Regions from separate parts of the Homo sapiens genome. Here region 2 is linked to region 1. The links are chromatin contacts, found by Hi-C or POLR2A ChIA-PET in ENCODE. All regions are on one chromosome and are shown on one strand. Each heading gives the region's core, a stretch centred on a gene start or an enhancer-like site at or near the end of the contact. The rest is flanking DNA. Distances are from core to core; before and after follow the strand shown. Region 1 holds the start of PEDS1 (plasmanylethanolamine desaturase 1). Region 2 has its middle 61 kb from the start of LINC01271.

Evidence for each region. A loop is a pair of places that touch in the nucleus more often than their neighbours do. ChIA-PET counts read pairs that join two places held with the same protein, here RNA polymerase II (POLR2A). Pooled maps may share reads with other maps.
Region 2: a pooled map shows a loop between it and region 1 (2.6-fold over the local background). The contact joins the enhancer-like site here to the promoter of PEDS1 in region 1. A Hi-C loop is called at or near these places in 1 of 50 pooled maps. POLR2A ChIA-PET finds 5 or more read pairs at or near these places in 2 of 52 experiments (IMR-90 and WTC11).

The regions. Positions count from the first base shown.
Region 1 is chr20:50,151,626-50,156,017 of GRCh38, reverse strand. PEDS1 (plasmanylethanolamine desaturase 1) reads left to right here and starts at 2,295. Exons shown (of 6, transcript NM_199129.4): 1 at 2,295-2,501. The coding sequence starts at 2,381. It overlaps PEDS1-UBE2V1 (PEDS1-UBE2V1 readthrough), which reads left to right and starts at 2,295. Exons shown (of 8, transcript NM_199203.3): 1 at 2,295-2,501. The coding sequence starts at 2,381. RefSeq lists a silencer at 1,862-2,541.
Region 2 is chr20:50,379,998-50,384,389 of GRCh38, reverse strand. No RefSeq gene overlaps it. Among named protein-coding and RNA genes, the nearest start is that of LINC01271, 61 kb to the right of the region's middle. Within about 2 kb of position 2,074, at least 12 of the 41 ENCODE cell types and tissues checked have a DNase peak (open chromatin) inside an H3K27ac peak, as active enhancers do.

The sequences.
Region 1 (4,392 bases), core at 1,046-3,545:
AATGAATGAAGGAATGAGTTATCTCAGGCAGTCTGTCCATCAACCATCTGGTGCTGGCCACTGTGAGGGTCTCTGGACAGCAGCAGTAACCAGCCACCCTACCCTGTTTGGAGGCTGTGGGATACGAGCAGAGAGCTTTAGAAGGTATTTACCTGAAATCTGACATCCAGCCCCCACCAAAGCCACCAACCGCGCCCCCCCCCCCCCGTCCGCCGCCCCCCACCCAAGCCTTAAGCTCCTGGGTTAAAAAATCCAACTGTTGGATTAACTGTGCTGTTAATACTGATGCAAAACCAGCCAGCTTCACCGGAATTCACCAGGACTTGGGTTGCAACCCATCCCTGCCACTGGAAGGTGGCTTTTCCTTCCTGGGAGCAGGTGTGGGAAAGAAACGGAGGGAGCATAGGCCTGGGTGGGGACAGTGGCTGTCTATGGTAGGAACACTCAGGAAACAGCCCTGGGGTGACTGGTAGTGCAGGAATCCAGGACTTAAACCCTCAGAGAACCTGGATTCTGGAAGGGGATCTTACCTTCCCTCTCTGCTCCCCCAGCACCTTTCAGGACCTTCCACAGCCTCTAGGGAGGCTCCTATGTGATCTCACTGTATGGATTTTTTTTTTTTTTGAGACCAAGTCTCACTCTTGTCACCCAGGTTGGAGTGCAGTGGCGCCATCTCGGCTCACTGCAACCTCCACCTCCCAGGTTCAAGTGATTCTCCTGCCTCAGCCTTCCAAGTATCTGGGATAAGTAGCTTGCCTAATTTTTGTATTTTTAGTAGAGACAAGGTTTTACCATGTTGTCCAGGCTGGTCTCAAACTCCTGGCCTTAGGTGATCCACTGGCCTCGGCCTCCCAAAGTGCTGGGATTACAGGCCTGAGCCACCGCGTCCAGCCTGTATGGAATTTTTTTTTTTTTTTTTTGAGACGGAGTCTCCCTCTGTCGCCCAGGCTGGAGTGCAGTGGCGCGATCTCGGCTCACTGCAAGCTCCGCCTCCCGGGTTCACGCCATTCTCCTGTCTCAGCCTCCCGAGTAGCTGGGACTACAGGCGCCCGCCACCGCGCCCAGCTAATTTTTTGTATTTTTAGTAGAGACGGGGTTTCACCGTGTTAGCCAGGATGGTCTCGATCTCCTGACCTCATGATCCGCCCGCCTTGGCCTCCCAAAGTGCTGGGATTACCGGCGTGAGCCACCGCGCCCGGCTGCCTGTATGGAATTTCTATGAGAAATTATTGCATACTTTGTTGTCGGTTAGACCTGGGGTAAATCCCTGCTGCTGTCATTTATCTGCCGAAGTATTAGACGCATCTGGCTGAGCCTTAATTCATTCATCAAGCATTTATTGAGCTTCTACCATGTTCCAGCCCCGATCCTGGCACGGGGGCCCTGCTGTAAACAAAGCTGTTCTCTGCCCTCAGGAGCTTGCTCTCTGATAGGAGAGACAGGGACTGCAAGCTCAATCCCCACCAGAAGCGCTGTGAAGACAAAACAGGGTGATGTCACAGTGACTGGAGGAGGGGGCACCTTTGAGCAGGGTGGTGGTGGTGGGGCTCTCTGAGGAGGCAATACCATTGGTGTTTAAGAGTCAAATAAATGTTGCTCGTCTAGCTCTTGGTCCAGCACCTGACAGATATTAAGCGCTCAGCAAATCTCATAGTGACCCTAGTTGTCATTTTCATTAGTTTACTGTCCTCGCCACCGGGAGAACATGAGCTGGGGAGGATGCGGGGCAGGCTCGACGTTTCTCCTCTTTGGGCGCACAGCACAGAGCTGGCACACAGCTGATGAACACATGGCACCCGAAACCTCTGCACACAGTAGGGCTTGATAAACCAGCCCACTCTCCATCGGCCTCGCTAGGGAGCATCGTACAGAGCACCCGCCAAATGCTTCCTGGCCTCGGCCCCAGCCCGGCGCCCTGCCCTCGCGTTCCTTGCACACAGTGGGCGCTTAACGCTGCCGGCTCAAGAAATGCCCATTTCTGGGCCCTGCCTCGGCCCATTGCATGGGCCCGTGAACCGAAGCCTAGCTGGGCGGCGACGCGCCGCGAGCTCCCAGTGGGCTGGAGCCGGGAGCCCTGCCGGGGCTGAGCTGGGAAGGCGGGCACGCGCCTCCGCCCCAAGCTTCCGCGCCCAGCTGCGTCCAGCTGCGTCCCAGCCTCCGGCTCGCGGCGGTTGGCTGCGGCTCAGCGACGTCCGATTGGCCTGCGCGGCTCCGGCGCGAGCCCCGATTGGCTGTGACGCGCGGCCGGGCGAGGACCCCGCCCGCGCCGCCGCCGCGCCCGGCGCTGGGCGGTCATTGGGCGGCGTGATCTCGCCGCGGTTCCGCGGCCCTGCCGCCGCCGCCGCCAGCAGAGCGCACCGGGCCGATCGGGCGAGTGGCCATGGCGGGCGCCGAGAACTGGCCGGGCCAGCAGCTGGAGCTGGACGAGGACGAGGCGTCTTGTTGCCGCTGGGGCGCGCAGCACGCCGGGGCCCGCGAGCTGGCTGCGCTCTACTCGCCAGGTAAGACCTCTGGGCCCCCCTCCAGGCCTGCGGTCACCAGCCCCGGCTGCGGACAGCGACCCCAGACTGGAGTCCCAACCTCGGGCCCAGATGCGGAACTCCAGCCCGGGTGTCTAACTTGCAAATAGCAAGTTCGGGGACCCCACCCCAGTGTCCCTTCCGAACCCAAGCCAGAACCTTGGCCCCGGGGTTTCCTGGCTGCAGAGACACTCCCCAGATCAAGAAATTACCATGAGCTCCCTGGGCGACAAACGGAGCTCCCATCGGACCCGCAGATACGGAATCCTAGCCCCGGGGCATTCTCGGTTGTGAAGAGTGCTCCTAGACTTAGAACCCCACCCCCTCATCCCCCCAGGACCCGGTCCAAGCCCAAAGCTGCCCTTCAGCTGTAAGCACTGCCCTCAGGCCCCTAAAAGTCACACCTCATCCTGGGTTCCCCAGATCTGGAATCTACATCCTAGTACCTCCTCTGTGCCCTAGCCCAGGCCCTGGGCTGCAAACAATGACCTCACCTCCCTAACCTGGGAATGTCAGCCCCTCTGCCCAGGGAACCCTAACTCAGGGGCTTCCAGCTGCACGGTACCCCCCACACCCTTCCCCCAAAACCCCATCCTAGTGATAGCTTCAGTGGCTACAGACCGATATCCTCTCCCCAACCCTCCAGTGGTGAGCATCAGTCCTTGCCCCATATTCCTGGATCCCAGGCAGTGAGGGGACTGAATGTACCCCACTGTAAGCTCCCCTGTACATAAGCCCCAACTCTAGCTCTTGCCCCTCCCTCACATCCATGTATTGGCCCCTTCCTTAGGACTTGGGACTGGAACCCCCATATTCCCCAGACCAGATCATAAGTTGGAGTTCACCTCTCCCTCTCTGTCCCTTTCCCTCAGGCCACGGTTTCTCCCTAGCTTCTTCCTGCTTTGCTCACTGTATATGCTCCAGCAAGCACCCCCCCTACACCCACTTTTGTGACTCCTACGTGAGCCCTAGGAATTTTACTGTTTGGCCTCAGGAGGGCCCTATATCCCCAGGAGTTAAGGAAGTGCCTTTGAGAACTCCTGGTTCAGGTGACTGGGAGGCACCTCTACCTGGGTGTCACCATGGAATGAAGCTTTGTTTGTCAAATATCCTGACATCCTTCCTTTTTCTGTGGGGCAGCCACCAAGCACCACATGCAGCCCTTGCCTGGAGTGGGCCTGGGGTCACTAGCACCTTAGCTTTCTGCCCTCACTGGCCTGGGTTCCATGCCGTCTCTTCCTTAAAAGGCGGCATGGCCACGGACCATTTGCATTTCCTCACTGGGTCCTAGACCACTCCATTCTCTGTATGTGATTTTTCACACCTGACTTGGGCACCTGGTCCATGCCGCTATGGTTTCTTCAGGCCTATACCCAAGACACCCAGCCTATGGACTTAAAACCTCCTGCTCTCCTGGGGGTAGGCCAGGGTTAACATCCTGACTCTGTTATTCAGCTGTATGACCTGGTCCAAGCCACTTTCCGTCTCTGTTTCCCCTTGGTTTCCTTGCAAGTTAAAGTTTATCTGCCCCTTCGTGTTAGGAAGTGGAAATGAGATCGTCCACTGGCATTCAGTAGGCACTCCCTGTTGTTGTGTGGGTTTTTTTGTTGTTTTTTGTTTTGTTTTGTTTTATTTGTTTTGAGATGGAGTCTCACTCTGTTGCCCAGGCTGGAGTGCAGTGGCGTGATCTCGGCTCACTGCAAGCTCCTCCTCCCGGGTTCACGCCATTCTCCTGCCTCAGCCTCCTGAGTAGCTGGGACTACAGGCGCCCGCCACCATGCCCGGCTAATTTTCTGTATTTTCAGTAGAGATGGGGTTTCACTGTGTTAGCCAGGGTGGTCTCGATCTCTTGACCTTGTGATCCGCCCACCTC
Region 2 (4,392 bases), core at 825-3,324, 230 kb before region 1:
GCAGGAGAATCGCTTGAACCCAGGAGGCAGAGGCTGCAGTGAGCAGAGATCCGCGCCATTGCACTCCAGCCTGGGTGACAGAGCAAGACTCCATCTCAAAAAAAAAAAAAAAGAAGGAAGGAAGGAAGGAAAGGAAAGAAAGAAAGAAAGAAAGAAAGAAAGAAAGAAAGAAAGAAAGAAAGAAAGAAAGAAAGGGAAAGAAAAAGAAAGAAAGAGAGACAAAATAATTAGCTGAGCATGATGGCACACACCTGTAATCCCAGCTACTCGGGAGGCTGAGGCAGGAGAATTGCTTGAACCCAGGAGGCGAAGGTTGCAGTGAGTTGAGATCACGCCACTGCACTCCAGCCTGGGTGACAGAGTGAGACTGCATCTCAAAAAAAGAAAAAAAGAGATCTCTTGCATGTTTCCACGTGGCTGTTGTGCCTGTGCCCCCACTATCAGCAGCCATGCCCAGAATGGCCCATTGGTCCCAGGAAAAGGGCGAGGGACCCGTGAGGCAGAGCAGAGCCAGCCCAGCCAAGACAGCAGAACTCCAGCTGAACAGGAAATATATTAATGGGTCCAGCCAAGGTCCACCAACCTGCAGCCAACTCCCTATTCAAGAGAATAACAGGTTGGGGGTGGTTTCTCAGGCAGCATTCTTGTAGGCATAGGTGACTGATCCACGCTGTGAGATGGAAATGAAATCGCAGTGAGCTGAACTGAAAAGAGGATGGAACAGAAGAAGTTCCGGTGAATAGAGGTGGAGCAGACATTGTCAACTGCCCAACCACAGCTCTTTTCAACTCTCCTCCCTAGGTGGGAGAACACTTTTTTTTGAGGGGGCATCAGCACATGCCTTCAAGGAAGGGACCCCCTCCTGAAACTGAGGGGATAAAACAAGTCTCAGGATGGAAGCCCACACACTGAGGATGGTAGAATGCAAACAGAAAGAGAACACAGGTTTTGGAAGATGTCTTTCAGCCATTGTATCAACAATTCTTGAACTACTGGGGCAGACACTGCTCAGTGCCTGCCCAATGCCCTCGCTCCTTTTCTTCCTTGTTGACAGAACCCTGACTTTATTGGGATGGCAATGAGCCAGCAAAACGCACTCACTCCCCTAGACTGCCTTGCAGCCAGGAATGGCCACGTGATCCAGCATGACCAATGATATGAAAGCCAAATTTTCCCAGTGGGGCCCCCAGAAGAGCTTTCTGAAAAGAGACAAACATGGTGGACACACTGCTCTGCCCTTGTCCCCTCTTCCAGCCTGTAATGTGGACATGAGCTGAGGGTGGAATGGTCATGCTGCAATTATGGCCAACCATGAGGACAGAAGCCACATGTTCGAGATGGCTAAGCAAAAACTGGGAAAGTGACCAGGTGCGGCGGCTCATGCCTGTAATCCCAGCACTTTGGGAGGCTGAGACGGGCAGATCACTTGAGGTCAGGAGTTCAAGACCAGCCTCGCCAACATGGCAAAACCACGTCTCTACCAAAAATACAAAACTTAGCCAGGCGTGGTGGCGGGCGCCTGTACTCTCAACTACTCGGGAGGCTGAGGCAGGAGAATTGCTTGAGCACAGGAGGCAGAGGTTGCAGTGAGCCAAGATCACACCATTGCCCTCCAGCCTGGGCGATAGAGTGAGACTCTGTCTCAAAACAATAACAACAACAACAACAAAACTGGGAAAGAACCTGAACCCCTGGTAGCACCCCTGAGTCACCCCATCAGCTCTGGATGCCTCTGGATTTCTTGTAGCAGGGGACAATATAAATAAATGCTGCCAGGGGTCAGGGTCTGTGTTCCTCGAAGCTGAATGCATGCCTGTCAGAGCCGCCATGCCATCTCTGGGTTTTCTGAATGTACAGGAAGACACACTTCCTTAATGATAAAGTCATTTGAGTTGAGTTTCCCTGCCCCTTGCAGTTGCATGTGTCCCAGGGAATACCTGGGTTTTGTAGTGAGCTGACTTCTAACAAACTGAGATATGCCTGATTCTAGACTTGAGTGAAATGGGGAAAAGGGAACACTTTTGCCATTCCTGGAACACCCGCTGGTGAGACAGAGGCCACATGATTTCCTGTGCACGTTTCTGCCACGATCGTTCTAGTCCTTAGCTAAGGACTCAGGGTCTACTTCCACTTTTGATATCTGTGTACTAATCACCTTCAGGTAGGTTTTTCTCCCTGGAGGAAGAAGCCAAGGTTCAAGGAGGAAAATTTACTATCCAAGGCACGCAGCCAAAGCTAGACTGAAACCCAGGTCAGCCTGATGCTGAGACGATCCTTTTTTTCTCCTTTCTGGGTTCCTGTCTCCTCATCGGTAGAATGAAGAGATTATTCAAGATCAAAGTTTTTCAAAAATTTCGTTTCAAAGCAGGCAAAACCCTTTTACAACTGAACCTTTACTTGTCCAACCTATAAAAAAAAGATGAAAGAGAAACATCTCTGAGTAAGGAGGGTCAGGCTGCCTGCAGCTCCACCCCAAGCCCCATGGCCTACAGGCACCTTGCTGGAATCCTGGGATTTGGGGGAACTTTCAGGAAACGCCAGCCTAGATTATCTCAGGGCCTTTCGAAAAGTCTCTGATTTTTCAAATATTGCTAAAATGTTGCACAGAAGACAGGCACGCACATGGCAAAACAAAAACAAAAACAGAAGCCACAAGTTTTCCTTTCAACAGTGCAAACGGACAGGCAAAATATCATCCTTCCTCCCATCTCTGACTTGCCATTTTTACCACGCGAAAGTCAGGAAACCTGAGCATCTACCAGCAAATAGGTAAACACATTCCTCACTCTCTCCTTAAGACACACACAGACACACACACACAGACACACAGAGACACACACACACAGACACACAGACACACACACACAGAGACACACACACAAACACACACACGCACACACAGACACACACACACACACACACACAGACACACACCCACACACACTTTGTAGCATTCTATAATCACTGTTTTTCATCTCATTTTTCTAGGCTAATATTACATCTTGGCTGTTGTTTCAAATCAGTACAGCGATATCTGCTTTATTCACTTCAGTCTCAGCACAGGATTGAAATACTCTTTAATTCATGCAGCTACGAAGGCCCCTAATCTTGGATATTCACATTGTTTGGAGGCTTTTGTTATGTCAAAGGATGCTGCAATGAAGGTCCTTATATAATGCATCTAGGTGTACATGTGTTGATTTAGATCCTTCCTTCCTTCCTTCCTCCCTCCCTCCCCTCCCTCCCTCCCTCCCTCCTTCCTTCCTTCCTTCCTTCCCTCCTTCCTCCCTCTTTCTCTCTCGTTCTTTTTCTTCTTGCTTATTTTCATTTTCAAATTTTTATTCCACGAACATGTACCATTTGTATAATAATTAAAAGGGTATGTTTACAGACCCAGGACTCAAACTTCAGCCAAGTTAGATAAACAGCCCCACGCATAAGCACAATTCAGAAAGAAAAAAATCCAGCCCCTGCTGCTGAGGCCTGTTTGGCCGGGAGGTGGCATCGCTGGAGAATCTCATGCCAAGATCCAGCCCCTGCCTGTTGCGATCATCCTGGAGAGCAGGGCCTGGGTTCCAGTCCTGGCTGAGCCACGAACTTCCTGGGTGACCCAGGTAAATCACTGTGCTAAGTATGGTACCTTCTCTGGGGAGGTTGATGTTATTATTCCCACTTCCCAGATGAAGAATATTAAAGACTGAGAAATGAAGCACTTGCTAATCTCTCCTACATCAATCAAGAAGTCATCCGGCCTAGAAATGCACCCTGAGTCTTCCCTACCTCCCCGGCAAATATCACCTCACCCACGAGGATTGCCAGCTCTGCCCTCACAATAGAGCTTCTCCCTTACCAAATCCTCAGCATGGCCTTCGAGGCCCTCTGTGGTCTGCACCCCCACCTCTCCAGCTTCACCCACGTCCCCATCCCTGCACTGCACTCTTCCCTGGCTCTCTCTGCACCAGAGCGCCAGGCTCATCCCACTGCAGGGCCTTTGCATTCGCTGCGCCCTTTGCTTAGATGCCTTTCCTTCCCAGCAGGCCCAGGACTAGGTTGGGGCAAGTGAGATCCCCAGGGTGAAGCTTTCAGGAGGCTCTCACTCTCAAATGCCAACCTGCGCGTGGCTGAGACTGAGAGCAAGCGCCTCCTTCTATCCTGCATGCGAGGCACCTCCTGAGCCCCTCCCTCATTAGGGCTGGCTTCCTGGATCCGGCTCTTCTCATGACTGGGGTCTTTGCTTAAATGACCCCTCCGCACAGAGAGTTCTCCCTGACTGTCTCAAACGGGCAGCCCTGCTGTTCTCAAACCTACCGCACTGTCTTATTTTCTTCATTGCCCTAATTTCAGAATTTGTGTTTTGTGCCCATCTCTGCCTACTAGATTAAAAGTTCTATG